Regions from separate parts of the Homo sapiens genome. Here region 2 is linked to region 1. A link is an interaction called in ENCODE POLR2A ChIA-PET data of the cell type or tissue named here. Cell type or tissue: IMR-90. All regions are shown on one strand. Each heading gives the region's core, and the rest is flanking DNA. Links, peaks and the distances in the headings are about the cores only.

The links. ChIA-PET counts read pairs that join two places held together with the same protein. Peaks named below come from ENCODE experiments on the same cell type or tissue, not always from the same donor. Only the 100,000 strongest peaks of a DNase experiment are listed, where the experiment ranks them.
Region 2: POLR2A ChIA-PET joins it to region 1 with 12 read pairs; 2 of 35 experiments call an interaction of 5 or more read pairs at or near these places.

What each region holds. Positions count from the first base shown.
Region 1 is chr7:45,643,347-45,652,088 of GRCh38, forward strand. It overlaps ADCY1 (adenylate cyclase 1), which reads left to right. Exons shown (of 20, transcript NM_021116.4): 5 at 5,324-5,451. Among named protein-coding and RNA genes, the nearest start is that of ADCY1, 73 kb to the left of the region's middle. RefSeq lists an enhancer at 2,356-3,269. In IMR-90, for the core only: no CTCF peak of the experiment used is centred there; no DNase peak of the experiment used is centred there; H3K27me3 peaks cover 709 bases.
Region 2 is chr7:45,195,565-45,204,306 of GRCh38, forward strand. It overlaps LOC124901623 (a long non-coding RNA gene), which reads left to right and starts at 6,137. Exons shown (of 2, transcript XR_007060301.1): 1 at 6,137-7,434; 2 at 8,571-8,742. RefSeq lists an enhancer at 8,649-8,742. In IMR-90, for the core only: no CTCF peak of the experiment used is centred there; no DNase peak of the experiment used is centred there; H3K27me3 peaks cover 1,076 bases.

The DNA of each region.
Region 1 (8,742 bases), core at 242-8,241:
ATATTTGTATCTTTTTGGTGATGCTGAAAATTCTAATGACAGTAATATTATTTATTTCATCTTTCCATATATAGTAGGCTCAAAATAACATTGCCAATATTATTTTCAACAATAAGTCTGCTGAATGCAATTGGAGATTTCTTTGTGGTTATTTTTGTCCTTGCATTATATTCTACCAGACATACAGTCAAATATGCATTTTCTCATCGCTCGAAATAATTCTTCTCTCTGTGGTCATGCTGGTAACAGGTTTATTTCATTTTGGTTTTGATCTTTTAGGTATAACTGTTTTTAATTTTTCTTTTTAGGCACATAAAATAATTGCATGGTTCAGTTCCACAGTAAAAAACCGAAGTCGAGGTACATGGAGAGACCCCTCCCTTGCTCACTGTTCCTCCCGTGCGTGTAGTTAGATGTTTGTGCTGGGTTTCCCCTTGCCCCTCCATGGTTCCTTTTGGTTTCTTTTTGATGCTGGTAGTGCATGCACTGTGAAACTGTTCCTGGAGAGTGCTTCCCAACAGGGCACGCTGATTCCTCAGTCCTCCCCTGAGGCAGGGAGGCTTCCGGGGACCTGATTTGATCCTGTTGATGAACAGGTGTCTGCAGAGTTCTTGTGTTTCAGCTCTTCTGCGCTATCTCTGTAGCAGGAAGCTTCCTCTAGGGTTTTCTAAAATTTCTTATTTCGTTCTTCCACTGATAGCCAAACACTCCAGTCTTACAAAGTTAATTGGACTTGGCCAGTTTGGGTTTTGGATGCAGTCACTTTCGGGCAAAAACTGGATTGATTCAGGCTTTTCATCCTCTCCTTCTCCCAGGTATCTGTTTTCTTAGAATTGGGATGCAGTGTGCGAGTCCATGACCTCTCTGGACTCTACTGTTTTAGAGCTGGCCCTAGAGCGGCCTGGGCATGTCAGAGCTCTGGAATTGGCAGTGGATCTTCCTGAGCCACTGACTCTCTGCTTTCTTCTAGACGTTACCTCTGTGCCCTTCTGGGACGGGTCCTGGGGCTGGGCAGGGTCAGAGTGCACTGGCCTATGTGAGCCCTTTTTGTTCTAGACCCTTCTCTGTGGCTGCCTGCTCAGTCAAGGCCATGATGGGCCCAGACTGTCTGCAAGCTGGCCGCAGCTCTTTAGGCCATACCTGGAGCAAATCAGGAGACTTTCCTATCTGGATTCTCCTGCAGTGGCTCTGTTATACTGAGAAGCTTCTGTTGTCATGTCACCTGCCTGTAGTCCTGTCCCTTTCAAGCCTGGGAGGGAGGGGGCAGCTCTTGTCCCTTAGGGCTGAACATGCCTCTGAGCCCCTGCCAACCCTCCATCTCATCTTCTTCTTTCTTCTTTTGGAGGAGACACAACACTTCCTGTGGTGCTTTATTGCAGTGGACTCTAGGTGCTGACTTTCCATATTTATACAAAAGAGTCTAAAATCAGAAACACTAAAACCAATTAGAAATACCTTTTTTGATCTCTTAAGCTTGCTAACAAAAGCCAGGGCCTCTGAGATTAAAGACAAAATAAAGCAATATATTCAACATTTGTCCTAAGCTGTCTCCACTAGTGCCAGCGTGGTGGAGGTGGGTGGGAAAGGGATGCCATGAGGGCCCAGGAGGGTTCTCAGCTTTGCATCTCAGAACAGTTTCCAGAGACTCATGTGTGATGCTGAGTGAGCTGGATATGTGCACACATGTGTGTATGGTATGAGTTGCCCAGGTTCTAGGAGAGGATTGCTGTTCTAAAGACAAGTGTTCTGGACAATTTCTTTAGAATACACAAGCCCTCATCTGCTTGTAAGGCCTTGCCACATGACCATGTGCATGTGGATAGCCTGTGCTAGATGGCTTTGCCCTTGGTCCTCATGCAGAGATAGGTTCTCCCCACTCACAGCTCGCCCACACCATGCAGTGACGGTCACACTTGAGGCTCCGTGGGCATCTCTTTAGCCTTCATTCCCGTGTGCTATTTATGCCTCCTTTTACATAGGACTCCTGTAGGGATGGTAATTGAAGATTCCACCCCAGCCAGCCCCACAGCAATGTCCTTTTCTGCGGTGGCCATGCCAAGTCTTGGTGTCAAATAGGATAGTTGGGTTGACAGGGTGGGCTGTTTGGAGCAGCTGTACTGACAGGCCCCACCTTTGCCTTTTACCCTGGAGGCCCTGCTACCATCAGATCTGACTGGCCTGTTCACTCATGCACACTCATCCCTTCAGCAGCCTTGTCCTGCACACCTGTCCCACTCCAGGGATAGGCTTGTTCTGGACTCACAGAGATGACCAGGAGGCCCTGGTAACCACGGGACCCTGGAAGGATGCTGGGAACACAGCTCAGAGCTGAGGTGGGGGCAGGGACACTAGCAGTTGCCCACAATCCCTGAGTCCACTCACGCACATGAGATGCAGGGATGATCAGGGACCCACATCACCCTCAAAGTCCTTGACGTCCAGAGCACAGGTCCTTAGAGTTGGGGATTGGTGACCCTCCCAAAACCATGTGCAAGAAGAGTTCCAGCAGCCAGTGGGCATTGTGGCTCTTGTGGGCTCCCAGAGGGGTCTTGAGCCCTCATTTGGGCCTCTGAGAAGAAATCCTGATGTGTCAGGGCTATCATCACAGGTTGTGAGTGCTCACGGGGTTTCTAATCTCAGGGAGGGGGTGGGAGGTGGCAAGGGCTGGGTGGAGGAAGCCTGAGTATGAGGTGTGGCCGCTTCCCCTTCCTGGCAAGCCCTGTGCATTCAGGCCTGTGTCTGACCGTTGGGGACATTTGGGGGATGTTTGGAAGCAGGCCTGAATGCACAGAGCACACCAGGGCAGTGCCAATGGGGACAGGGTAGTGTCCCAGGAGAGAGCCCAGAGCTGACTGTGGGCCTGGAGGCTCTGGTGAGTATGGCTTGAGAAGGCTGTCCGGTCGCATCCCTGGTGAGTCCCTGAGGGGTCCTGCCTTCAGTTTTGCAGGACAGAGACTGGCGCTGGCAGCCCACGCTGGAGTCCAGTGAATGGTCATTCAAGCTGGGCCCTGAGGGGCTGGCACTGGAACCAGGCAGCAACCATGTGTCCAGGTCACTTTTGTGGCCTCTTGGCTGTACCTTCCCTGGGACAGGACACGGTCCTTTCTGTGAGCACTGACTGTGGTTCCAGGCCATGTCATTGCTGCAGTGACAGTAACCATGGTGCCAGCCACTGCACAGAGACCCTTGCCCAGATCATCACTGGTCCTCCAAGCAGGCATATCCTGACCCCTTTGAAACATTTGGACACCTGGGAAACAGCACTGTGGGGCCAAGCAGCCTGCCCTTGGGTGGAGTGGACCTACCTACCCAGCTCTGAACTCATGCTCCCGGGCCCCTGCCACAGGCTCATGTCAGCTGCAGCTCAGCCTGCTGGGGGATGAGGGCAGGTGGGAAGGCCCCCTTCTGCAGATGAGGAGGCCAGGGTTCTAAGGGCTAAGTAGTTGTCACAGTCATGCAGAGATGGAAGGGACCCTAAGTGGCCAGACCCTGGATGTCTTTGTACTGTCACCAGCCTCTCTGTGACCAGCTCCCTGTCAGCAGGAGGAGCCTGCCGGGCCCTCACAGAGCAGACTTGGACCCTGGGCTTTACAAGGCTGGCCTCAGTGTCCATCTCACAGACTGAAATCTCTGATCACCTCCTCCCCTTTTCTCCCGTCCATGGTCTTGGAGTGCTGAGGGAGGCTCAGTGGTGGAAGGAGCTGGGCAGAGAGCCAACTGTATGCCCAACAGCGCCCCCTCCTCTGATGCTGGGCGGTGGCCAGGGCCATCTCTCAAGGTCCCTGCAACGCCAGGCCTGAGGGCAGCTCAGGACAACAGCAGGGTCATCAGCTGTCTGCTCAGCTCTGGGAAGATACTTCCATGGACAGGCCATTCAGCTGCTAGGCCAATCCCTGCTCAGCCTGGGAACTGGGGCTCCCAGCGGTCGGTGTGGCCTGTCCCTGTCCTGACTCACTCTGTGCTGGCCATGGTTCCTTTTCTCTAAGAATGTGGGGCACAGATGAGCACAGGGGTCATGAGAGCTGATGATTCTCATTCCAAATGCACTTGTGTTAACTCAGCATTCGACAGGACCTGCAGGGCCCCAGTCATTTGTAAGAAACCAAAGGATCACATTAAATATAAGCCACCGATGTGTTCTCAGAGTGGCTGAAGGAGTTCTGTGGCCTTATAAGACCATTTCAGGGGACTTGTGAGGTCCTTCCTCATCCAGCACTGTGCTTGTGTGAGGCTGGTTCCTTCACGGGCATCTGCAGAGATAGCACAGCACGAAGGCTGGATGCAGAAGTGGGTCACAGAATCCACTGTCTGCCCTGGAGATGACGGCACCACAGAGGCTCACAGAAGTGGACTGCAATACTGTGCTTCTCACTCATTGTCTTTTGTTTGGGGAAATGTCGTGATTTTTCATAAAATGTTATTTATGTTAACATGCAGTGGATTCATTATTATTTTAAATGCATTTGTACATGAAAAAATTCTTATTGTTAAATATCAGTAGCTATAACCCACCTACACAAAAAGTTTTAGTTTTTAGTGAGTCCTTAGTGATTTCAAGACATAAAGGGGTCCTGAAATGGAAATGTTTTAGAGCTGCTGTTTTAATGTTGTCCCTGAAATAAACACAACAGTCGTGATGATAATCCCAGTTGACACTGATTGATCCAAGTAAGACAATACAGGGTCTTAGAGTTAACTCTCTCCACCTTCCATGTGCCCTGTGAGGCTGGTGCTGCTGTTCCTATTCATACCACTGTACAGACGAGCAGATGGACATTCAGCTTTGGCCAGTGCCTTCTGCCTCCTGGGAGTGTGCCCTGTGGGTGGGGAGGTCAGAAGCCCCAGGGACACCCAGATGGGTGAGAGGTCCACCCTTCCTGGGGAGAAGCAGCTGCTGGGGGGAATCTAGCACATTCCAGAGGGCTGTCCGTGATGGTCTGCATGGCGGTTAAGGGAGGTGCCGTGGGAATAAAGGGAGTTGGGGAAGATGCCCCATGGAGATGGCATTCCAGCCGGACCTTGAATGATCATCCTGTAGGGTTGGCTCAGTGAAGCAGACAGGAGGGATGGACCCCCGAAGGGGAAAGAGGCCATGAGCGAGGTATGGGGAAAGGGAGAAGGAGATCAATGTGAGCCTGGTCCCAGCCCTCAAGACTGTGCTGACCACGCAAGGGTGTGGCCTGGGCGGGAAGGTGGTGGCCCAGGTGCAGCATGTCTTGCCAGCGCTCTGTGGCCACCAGTGTCTAGAGGTGGTGGAGCCAGCAGTGGCGCTCACAGCCTCTGTAGCGCTGTCTCTTACCATGTGCCTTGCCCTTCCCTGAAGGAGAACCACTGTCGCCGCATCAAGATTCTCGGGGACTGCTACTACTGCGTGTCGGGCCTCACCCAGCCCAAGACTGACCATGCCCACTGCTGTGTGGAGATGGGACTCGACATGATTGATACCATCACGTAAGTACCCCGTGGGGCTGAGAGGAGTGGCCTGGGGCATCTACACATTGAAATCCTAGAAGCTGAGCCACCTTCTGCCCCATGTGGGCTCCCCTCTCAGGGTCTCGCTTTGTCCTGATGGGTCTGTCTGAGGCTGCAGAGAATGATGCCAGCATTAGGAGGATGCTGGGTTCAGGAAAGCATGAAAGGATGCTTCCGTGATTCCCTGCCTTTACATTTCGTGTGTGGCTGTATTTCTTTGTCCACAGGAATCCTGCATATTGTCAGGTATGCATGAGTCATACAAAAATAAATTAGTCTTTAGCTTAGCCAGATAAGACATACAGAAAGGTTTGGCCCCAATCTAGCTGAATTCTCTATTAAAAGGAAGTAAATATGTGTGTTTCTCTTCACTCAGCAAGGTAACTGGGTCTCAGATGCTCTCTGTGTGGGGAGACAGGCTTGGGATCGGGGCAGGTGAGTCTTCATGGAATGAATATTACACCTGTGAGGCCAGGCCTGCCCATTTCTTGGTCAGTCTTATGTTGTCATTGTCCTTATCAGAGACTGGGATGAAGACACAGATGTTTTTGTCAAGTTAGGGAAGGTGTGGAGCTGGAAGGCTGAGCTAATGTATGGAGTGTAGATCCAAACAAACATCTCAAAATGTGGAGAGGTGGGTATGCTCCAATGAGATGGGGCCAACAGGGATTGGGGCATAGCTTCATACCTGGAGCGGAAAAGTAGTAGCATAAGAATTTTGTAGGGAGATGATGGGTAGTTGCAGGTGAAAGGATGCACAGGCAAACACCCCACCCAGCTAGGCTGAGAGATGGGGCGAGACTGCTGGCTCCCTTTGCCCCATCACTGCCTCGTGGGCTGCCCCATGCAGTGCTCCTGCAGACAGTGTGACTGGAAGGAGGCGGTTGGGAGGAGGCTGGTACCTCAAGCATTGTGCCCACTTCTGGCACCTGTGTGTCGGACACATGAGCAAAGCCGAGCCCTGTGGGGCAGCGGTTCACCAACACGGCTTCATGTCAGAGTTGCCTGTGAAAACCAAAGTCCCTGATGGTAGCTCCACCTCAAGAGCCCGAGGTGGCTGGTCTGGAGTGTGATCTAGGACTGAGAGTGGAAAAGCCCCCTCAGCTGACCTCAGTACACAGCCTAACAGAGAGCCATTGCCCCAGAGAAAAGCAGCCTGGCTGGAGGAGATGCTGGGCAGAAGCAGGAAGGAAGGAAAGATGCCTGGCGTGGAGAAGACTTAGAAGTGATGACCATCACCTGTTCTCTGAAAGGATGGGATGTTATCACAGCATATCATATATATTGTATGTTGCATCTCAGATGACATCATACATCACCTTACATCATGTATCACTTGTATATCATATGTCATATGTTACATGCCACATCATGTTTCATGTAATATATATCACATATATCACATATCACATAATCTACCATATAACATATCACATATTATATATCACACGTCATATAACTGTCTTTCGTATTTCTTAATGGATCACATCATATCACATTATGTCATAAATGACATTATATCACATCACATATCATATGCTATTTGTGTGTATATAGATAATATATCATATCAGATCTGGTTTTGTGTGATCTCCTTGGGGGAAAATGAGGCTCTGTAGGTGGATGCTTTAAGGAGACAGATGTCAGTCCATTTGCTTAGTAAATATTTGTGAAGCCCCCACTCGGTGCTGAGCACAGACACAAGCAGAGTTGAATGATGTGGGCTGACCTGGCTGACCAGGTGGCTCGTGGAGCTGAACTGGATGGCCTTCTGCCCTTGAAGGTTGGTGACCCTGACTGTGCCGAGTGGGGTCCTCCTGAGAGGGGTCTGCTGCTTATTCTTGGCCCCTGGTCTCCTTACCTGGCTGTGTATGCTCCTGTGCTCAGTAACACCCCATCTTTTGCTTGAGGTTCTGGGCCTTAAAGGGTGCTGTCCTTCCTTCTACTGTTTCTGCCCTGCATGTTGATGGGTTATAAGCTGTTTCTGCAGACGTGCCTCTTCCTGACCGCTGCCCAGGAAGCCCTGCGTCTACGCTCTGGTTCTGCACCTGGCCTGGAGCTGCCTGGAGCTGCAAACCCACCTGGCTTGCTCCACTTTCTGGTTCACTTGCTCCATGAACCTGTGTCCTCTTGGCCAGCTCTCCTGGCATTCCAGCTGCTGGCTCTCAGTCTGTGAGATTCTCCAGGATTTGGTGCCTTCAGCTCCACATCTCTACCCCTGCTACCTGAAACTGGTCTACCCTAGTGCCAGGGGCATCTTCCTGGGCCTCCTGTAGCTGCTGTCTGCTTGGGCTCCTGATTACCAGAGTGTTCCCAGGGCCTCAGGAAGCTCTACACGCCAGAGTTCCTGTCACTCAGCTTCCTGGCTCTGGACCGGAAGAAAAGCCACCGAAGACTGAGCACGGAAGATGCCTCCCAGCCAAACAGACCCTTCTTCCTCCTCAGACTGTCACAGACCCTGGGACCCACCAGTGTGTGCTCTGCACGGCCGGCCTTCTGTTGGGACCATCTTGGCATCTGGTGCATCCCCTGCCAGCCACATTGGGCTGTGTGTGTCCCTGCCTTGCACATGCAGGATGGAATATGTTTATCAACAGGGGGAGCTTGCCCAGGCAGAGGAGGACACTTTATATAATGTCTTTCTCTTCCTCCTACCTTGGAGTGGAGTGTTTTATTTGAAACTTTGGAAATACAAAGTTTCAGGTGAACAGGTGAAGTGGCCAGAGCTAACCTTTCCCCGCAGGGCTCCATGCTGGGCCTCGCAGCTGGCCCACTGATTCTGTTTGCTCCCCGCCACTCCTCAGTAGCGAGGTCTGCACTCTCAACTGCATTTTTTTCCTGTCTTGAGTCTGATTCTGTTCCAGAAAGCCCTTCCCATCTCCAAAGGAGCGGGCCATGCCCCAAGACACTAATTTCAGTAATTGCCCACTGACTTCCTCTTTTAATAGAGTCCTCGGTGGCAGGCTCAGTGCCTGAGTGACCAGGAAGGAGAGGGGCCTGCAGGTCAGATGTGTCCCTTTCCAAGGCCCACAGAGAGGTCTGTTCCAGGCTTGGGGAATTCTGAGTGGGCAGAGGAAATCCTAAGGCACATAAGGAATGTGTATTAGTCTGTTGTCACACTGCTATAAAGAACTACCTGAGACTGGGTAATTTAAGACGAAAAGAGGTTTAATTGACTTGTAGTTCTACAGGCTGTACAGGAGGCATGGCTGGGAGGCCTCAGGAGACTTACAATCATGGCGGAAGGCAAAGGGGAGGCAAGCACGTCTT
Region 2 (8,742 bases), core at 516-8,515, 450 kb before region 1:
GAGATGACTCACCCTACTTCTAACTTTGCAACAATAAAAATGATGAGAGGGGGACATGACAGAGATGATGTTAACAGCTTCAGATTCCACATTTGGGCATCCATAGTTTGGACATTTATCTGTACCTTTAAATTTAATAGTGGGTCCTCAGACTCCAGAGTGCTGTTTAGGGTAACATGGTTGATTGACTGTTCTAGGGTTAATCAAAAATAAAACTACCTCCAATGCGGTATTTTCATACCATTTTTTGAATCATAATAAAAGTAGTCAGGGCATCTAGTTTTGAAGCTTCCGGAACCCATTTGTGCATTTGTAAGGGTCTTGAGAATTTTATAACAATGTTGAAGAATGTTTTATTGTGTTGCAGCTTTTCAGAAATGATTTTTTTTCTGGGACAAAGCTTGGTTTAGGAACAATGTTCCAGCAAGTCCTATTCAGCAGTAGTCATGGATCTAAGGTACCATTTATTGTAAAAAGTATTCAAGTACAAAAGGGACAAAAAGATGGTTTAAGGTTAGTTCTCTTAAATCATAAAGATGTCATCTTCTTGGCCCCTGGGTAAGGATGACCCAACAGGATTTACTGCTATCTCTGATGATCAGGTAATGTTGAACTTGTTGGGAGAATGCAGCGTTTCTGGGGGTTTTGTCTGTGAAGATGTTCTGCTGGAATTAAGCTCCTTGGTAAACAGCTCCAAATGGTGAAGCAGGGTCTGAAGGTCAGATCATGGCTTGAAGGTCAAGGTAGTGGTTTATCATATGCCAGCTGGTATCTGCCCTCAGCTGTATTATCTAAGAGTGTGAGAGGACTTTTCCTAAAAAGCCACTACCTCTTCATTGTCATTTATCCACCTGTCTACCATTTGCAAGTGGCTCACTTCCGGCAGGGGAAACAGTGATGTCCACTCATAACTGAACTGTGCTGTGGTAGGAACTAGGTGGAGGGGTGAGCAGGGCTGTATGACACAAGAGGACTTTCTCAGGCTGGCTTCTGTTCATTCTTGGGTTTCCATGTGGGTGGAACTGAGTCAGTTTCAATCACTGTGTTGGGTGATATTTACTGGGTGCCCACGTTGTGCTGATTCTGGGAGGACATCTCGGTTATTGTCATCGTGGTTATTGAGGCGCGGCTTTCCATGCAGGTTCCCTTCCTCTGAGGAGTTGGGCTTGCGTCCAGCTGGACCCATTAAAAGAATGTACATCCCTGTGAACTGGGTGCACAGTGAGGTCCTAAGGTGCATTCCTGTTCCTCTTGACATTGTAAATTCTTGGATACAGCTTCCAAGAAAAGGACCAATAGCAGGAGGGACCACACATTCTGGCTTGTAAAACAACAACAACAACAACAACAAAACAAAAAACTACAATCAACCTAAAATATTAAAAAAATGGAGGCCAGGTGCGGTGGCTCATGCCTGTAATCCCAGCAGTTTGGGAGGCTGACGCAGGTGGACCACCTGAGGTCAGGAGTTCGAGACCAGCCTGACCAATATGGTGAAACCCTGTCCCTACTAAAAATACAAAATTAGTTGGGTGTGGTGGTGCATGCCTGTAATCCCAGGTACTCGAGAGGCTGAGGCAGAATCGCGTGAGCCCAGAGGGTGGAGGTTGCAGTGAGCTGAGATTGCACCGTTGCACTCTAGCCTGGGCAACAAGAGCAAAACTGCATCTCAAAAAAGAAAAAAGAAAAAAGAAAAAAGAAAAAAAAAAAAAGAAATGGGGAAGGCTGTGGGGGGCTGGATGACCACGGCAGGGACTTGGCTTTGGTCTGAGTGGAGCTTAGTACATTCTTAAAAGCAAGTAACTACAGAACAAAACCACTAAATAAACTGAAGCCAGTACCACCAATGATGAGAGTGTTCCATGAGATCAGAATGATGAGTCCAGTTCTGGAGGTGTTATTGAACTGAACTGGGTCTGTTCACCCAGTGCAGTGAGGCCAAACTTTCACATCAAGGTTTGCAGTGGGAGAAAGGACGGTATTTGTTTTCAGGGTGCCCAGCAAAGAGAATCAGGCAGCTCATGTTTAAGACCTCACTTCCCCTGTCTGCAGGTTTCTTGGCATGAGGAGGGGGACTGTCCTCACCATGTGTGACTGTCTTGCACTGGCTGCAAGACATAAGCTTGACCAACTGTCTGGGATATGGCTCCCTGACTGACCAGCAATCTTGAACTGACTGTAGCTCCAGATCTATCCACTTGTAGCTGAGAGATGCAATATTTATAAAGAATTGCTAGAAGGCAACATCTATGCCTCTTGATATCCAAAGATCTACCTTCATTACGCCAGACCAGCAAGACTGTCTGGTATTATTAATAGCATCTCTGGGGCTGATTTGTGTTTTGGTATGAAGACATTTGCTTCTTTTTAGAGACATATAAGAAAGAGCCCTTGTTTACTTATTGCTATGTCTCTAGTAAGGATAAAGATATTGATTTTGATAATCACTCAACACCCTCTATCTAAAGATCTGTAGTCCCAGCACTTTGGGAGACCGAGGCAAGCAGATCACCTGAGGTCAGGAGTTTGAGACCAGCCTACCAGCCTGGCTAGCATGGTGAAACCCCATCTCTATTAAAAATACAAAAATTAGCTGGTCATGGTGGTACACCTGTAGTCCCGGCTACTTGGGAGGCTGAAGCAGGAGAATCTCTTGAATCTGGGAGGTGGAGGTTGCTGTGAACTGAGATTGCGCCACTGTACTCCATCCTGGGAGACAGAGTGAGACTCTGTCTCAAAAAAAAAGAAGAAGTAATAGTAGATCTGAATGGTGCCGGTATTAAAGAAATCGAATTAATAAAAAGTTTTCCTAGAAAGAAAACTCCAGAGCCAGATGGTTTCACTGGTAAATTCTGTCAAACATTTAAGAAAGAAATAACACCATTATTTAACTAATACAGCAGAAGAGGAAAGAATGTTTTTGTATCTTATTATTATTATTATTATTATTATTATTATTATTATTATTATTTTGGATGCTTTGTCATCCCAAAGTGCTGGGATTACAGGCATGAACCACTGTGGCCTGCCGAGGAATTTTTTTTAAATTCACTTTATGGGTCCAGCATAACTTTGATACCAAAACCTGACAAGGAAATTATAAGAAAAGAAAATTATAGACCAATATTTTTCATGAACATAGATGTGAAAGTCTTTAACAAAATATTAACAAATTGCATCTAGTAATATATAGGAAGGATAATACACCTTAACCAAGTGGGTTTGATCCCAGGAATGAAAAGTTGGTTTTATCTTAAAAGTCAATCAGTGTCAGTCACCACATTCAGAGAATTTCAGATAAATATCAGACAGATGTGGCAACTAAACTCAACATTCATTTATGATAAACTCTCAGCAAAGTAGAAACAGAAAGGAATGCCCTTATGGTTAACAGAAAAGGGAGTCGTCTTCATTGGGTTTTAGGGTAGGAGGCCTCGGGGTGAGACAGCCTGTAGGAACTAGTGGATGGCTGATTACTTGCAGGCCCATCCCCATGGTGGAGCTCTCCAGGATTGGGCAGCCACTCAAGGACCCTGGCTGTGGCCATGGCCCCCCCCCATTCCCTGGACTTGGCTTTGCATTCTCCAATCAGCTTGAGTTGGGAAGCGTTGGCTTGCACCTAGACTTTCCCTTAGGATGGGCTGCACTGGCCTGAGGTCTGGCATGACGGCCATTTGGCAGCCCCATTTGTCACTGTGAATAAACCCACTGGCCCTGGTTCAGGCACCTGTCTCTGTGGGCTGATCAAGTGTCTTCACCAGCTGACCTGGGCCCCAGTGATGTCAATGAGCATTCTACAAACCCACCCACCCACCCACCCACAAGTTGAGTCTTCACAGGTAGAAAAAATCCGGTTGTCTTTTTAGGGACTTCCTGCCCACTCCCCGCATACCACAAATGAAAACGTTCTGGGAGGTTTTCAGAGAGTGTCCCACCTGAGTGTAACTCAGATTCCACTTCCTAACTCATCTCCTGCTCTGAGATCTGCATCTTGTACGTATCTTTCACCTGCAACTGATGCTGGCTTCCTAAAACTCAAGTCTCAGAATGTCACAACCCTGTGTAGAGGTTCCCTCCGGCTCCTCAGTGGCCTCCAAAGAGAAGTCCATAGCCTGAGCATGGTCCAGAGTCCTCCATGACCTGCCCAGTCTTCCTCTCCACACCGCCCTGGCCAACTCCAGCCTTACGACCCTTCTCACCTCATACACTTGGGTGCTCTCTCATGCCTGGTCTCCACACATGGTATCTATTCCCCTCTCTTGTTTTAACTCCTCAAAGAGTCCCCCTCAAAGTGTCCCCTGTGCCCTCCATGGAGACCCCTCCTTCTTCTCAGGGCTCTCAGCTCCATCTCAACACATTCTGTCAGCCCTTGTAAGGACCTGTTGATAACATCTGTCATTCCCACTGATGGTCATAGCAGCCCGCGGTGAGCTCCTGGCATGCTGTGCAAACTTTCACTCCCTAAATCCTCACAGAACTTTAGAAGGTAGGTTTCTACTCTTACCTCCATTTCTATGATGAGGCTGCCATTTGCCCAAGGCCACTAAACTCTTAAGAGGCAAAGGCAGAGCCTGCTAGAGGGTGAGCTTCTGGAGGGATTAATTTCTGTATTTCCAGCAATGAGTATAATACACAAAGTAGGTGCTCAGTAAACGTTTGTGGGTAGAAAGCTGCATGAGTTTTCTGTTTGGGATCCCTTCTCCCAACCCTGTGAGATAGTGTCAGAGCCCAATGGGTCCTTCTTGCCTGCTGTCCTGAAAAAACCAATGAGAACAGCAGGGGTTGCAGCAAAGAAAGAGTTTAATAATCTCAGGGCCAGCCAAGCGAGGAGAACGGGAGAAACTTCTCAAACCTGCCTCTCTGAGAATTCAGAGGCTAGGGTTTTTTAAGGGTACTTTGGCAGGCAGAGGGCTGGAGAACTGAGACAATTGATTGGCTGGGGATGAAATCACAGGGGCAGCTAAAACTGTCTTTGTGCAGCTGAGTCATTTCCCAGGAGGGAAGGTGGTCTCTGGACCAGGAGGTGTCTCTTTGTCTACTGAAATGCTAAATCTGAAAACTATCTCAAAGAGCAATTTTTTTTTTTTTTTGAGACAGTGTCTTGCTCTGTTGCCCAGGCTGGAGTGCAGTGGGGCAATCTTGGCCCACTGCAACCTCTGCCTCCTGGGTTCAAGTGATTCTCCTGCCTCAGCCTCCTGAGTAGCTGGGATTACAGGCTTGTGCCACCACACCCGACTAATTTTTGTATTTTTAGTAGAGGCGGGGTTTCACTGTGTTGGCCAGGCTGGTCTCCACCTCCTGACCTCCGGTGCTCCACCTGTCTTGGCCTCCCAAAGTGCTGGGATTACAAGTATGAGCCACAGCTCCCGGCTTAAGAGTGATTCTTTAGGTTTCACAATAGTGATGTTCTCTATAGGAGTACCTGGAGAAGTTAGAAATCTTGCAACCCCTCGTTGTGTGACTCTGGGGCAGGAAGCAACCTGTAGAAAAACAAACTAAGCAATGGCAGGTCATTGTTAATGATGACTATTCTTTAGCAAAGTTCAATCCCCTACCATAATTCTAATCTTGTCGTACGGATGCAGCTTCAGTCTCTAAACAAGGAGGAGGATCAGTTTCCCTTGCCTCAAATTTAACTATAAACGAAATTCTTCTCATAGTTATCTTGGCCTCTGCATGACAAGAAGCAAAACAAGCAAACAAACAATCAAACAAACCAATTTAGCCTGTGAGGTTAGAAGCAAGATGGAGTCATTCGTGTTAGATTTCTCTCTTTACTTACAATTCTGCAAAGGTGGTTTCAATAGGCAGGGCTCTCTCCACTTTAGGCCCAGGCAGATTTGAACTTTGCTCCTGGTGCCCTATCTTCCAGGGCAGGACTATTTCTCTAAAACACATGGCCTCTTTTCTCATATCATTTAAGTCTTCTAGGTTAGCTTTTCCCAACCATGGACTGGAGTGCAGTGGCACAATCACTGCTCACTGCAGCCTTGACCTCCTGGCTAAGGTGATCCTCCCATCTCAGCCTCCGGAGTAGCTTGGACTACAGGTGCATGCCACCATGCCCAGCTAATTTTTATATATTTAGTAGAGATGGAGTTTCACCATGTTGGCCAGGCTGGTCTCAAACTCCTGGGCTTAACCAATCCACTAGCCTCGGCTTCCCAAAGTGCTGGGATTAGAGGTGGGAGCCACTGTGCCTGGTCTGGTATTCAGTTTAGAGCAGAATATTCATCTCCATCACCAGTTCAAAGGTGAGTATCTGTGTGGCTACTGTACTTGCTCTTGTTACTGAGTGGAAGCCTGGACTTGTGAACCTCTTCAGGGACCCTCCTTCTCTCAGGAGGGCAGTGGGCAGCCCTCAGTCTCCCTGGCTTATTGGGGACATGCTGCCTCTCATCCTGTGAGCTCCAGTTGGAACCCTTGAGTTGTCTGAGAGGTAAGATGGGCTGGGCCCCATCTAAAAAGACAATCTGCTGCTTCCTCAACACCAATGAATCCCAAATTGTCAGAGCTGGAAGGACATTTTTTGATTACTGGTAGATTCCACCCTACTTCTAAGGACGCTATAGATGGGGAGGTGGAAACTGGGGCCGAGGGAAGTCCAGGGACTTACCAACACCATATCTTTAAATCTATTATGATTTTTTAAAAAGTCCCTGTTTGGGATGGAAAGGCATGGTCTAAATAAGCCCTCAAAGAAAAGCCATTTTAGGACATTTTTGCACTTCAGGACATTGGCTTATGGTGGGTCAGGGGAGTGGGGAGTGTGGTGTCCAGTCTCTGCTGGGTGATGCCTTAGATGTTGATATCAGGGGGGTACATGAGCTCAGGTGTCATGGGGTGCATGGGGCAGTGTCCTGGAAGGAGGATGGGCAGCAGTGGTGTAAGGAGTTCTCCGGCTCCACAGGTCCAGGGCCTGGCTCCTTGCCTGTGCCTTTGGCTGAAGCAGAGAATGGCCCCAGCAGCTCACCCATATATCATGGGGTGGCCAAGGCACTCCTGTGCTTAGATGTCCTGGATTTATGGCGTCAACTGGACAAGGTGCTGGTGCCTGTGCCTTCTGTCTCTGCTCTCCCAGCCCCAGCAGCACCAGCTCCTCCGGCTACCTGGTGCTTCTGGTCACCCAGGCCCTGCAGGCCCCAGGCCTCCTCCTCCCCAGAGCCTTCACTCAAGCCTTCCCCCTCCCTGCAGCCCCACCTGCTGTTTCCCCACCAGGGGGACCCTCCCCCGACATCCCGCACAGCCTCCATCCAGGCAGGGACTCCTGTGATGAGCTGCCTGTGAGGAAGATGCCTGGAGACTGTGTCTGATCCATCTCTGAACCTGGACAAGCTTGGCTTGTGGGCGGTCGATGAGCATCTGAGGAATACATGAAAGTGACTTTCAGAGGCAATGTGGACGTCCCCATCTGCTCCCATCTGTTCTTCTTAAGTAAGTTATTTTTAAATTTTAAAGCAATATATAGACATGGTAAAATGATAAGGAAGCTGTAGTTCTCCCTAAACTTTTGTCACCTAATCTTGTCCTCTGGGGGATGAATAATCAGCAAGTGGCATTTTGGGCCTCAGCACAAAACAGCCTTTTCAGGTGTCAGCAGGTCAGACTTTGGTGCTTACAGAAAACTCGGGGCCACTGCGGTGTAAACGCTCTAAGTGGTCTGCAGACCATGAGGAGCTGATGGAAGGAGACCCAAACATAGCACCGACAAGCAGGGAATGAGAACAACAAGAAGGAGGGGAGGCCAGAAGAGGAATTCCCACTGGATTGGACCCACGCAGTTCTGTAGTCATGGCTGGTGTTGTGTTCCAGTGACTCTGATAGGGGAGAAATCTCACTCTACCTTTCCTGTGGTTTTTGAAAATAATCTTGGTTACGTTAACTGTGTGTGGTAAACTGCATAGAGCTCAGTTCACAGCATGGATTTGTACGGGGAACATTTTTGTTGTTTTCATTTGAGCCAAATTAAAGAGCTCTTCCAGGAAGTGTCTGGAAGCTTGGTCAGGAAGGATGGGTCCTGTCTGATGGCTACAGGCGAGATTCTGGTGCCCAGATTGGGCGGGCAATATCAGTGTTCCCGCCCTTTATTGATTGGCACTCCATAATGCTTGTTCCAGAGCAACTTCTGGCCAAGGCGTGCCGCTCTGGCTTGGCTGCTGTCATTCCTAGTGTCTGGGGTCTGCCCATGTAGGGCCAGGTGCCGCAACCCAGAGCTCTCTCAAAGCCCCACTGTCCAGGGGCAGCAGCAGCCCACTCATGGGAACAGGGATCCACATAGGTCTCAGGAGGAGAGGAAAATCTTGGCTAGGGACCCTAGTCTGACACTCTATTCCAAAAGAGGCAGCAGGAGAACACTGATGTGTCTGTCCCTGAAGGTCCCAGCTCTGGTTCAGGGTATACTTTTCTCCCCAGGGATAGGGAGGTTGAGGCTCAGGACAGTATAGAGTGGCCAAAGCTGTTATAAGAACTCTCTGTCCAATATTTGGCTTGAGAAAGAAGGAAACTTGGAAAGCAAGGGGAGTGGTTTCACAAATAATCAAACTGAATTCCAAGCCTTGTGTCTTTTCCAGCTAAGGAAAGACGGTTGAAGATTGCATCATCAGACTTTCCAGTTCAGGATGAAGTGTACTTATGAACAGCAACCATATGCAGAAACTAAAGACTCAGAAAGTTCTGCAGGCTTTCTTGGAAACTAGACTCTATACAAGAGAAATAGAAACTAAAAGCAGCACTCAGAATATT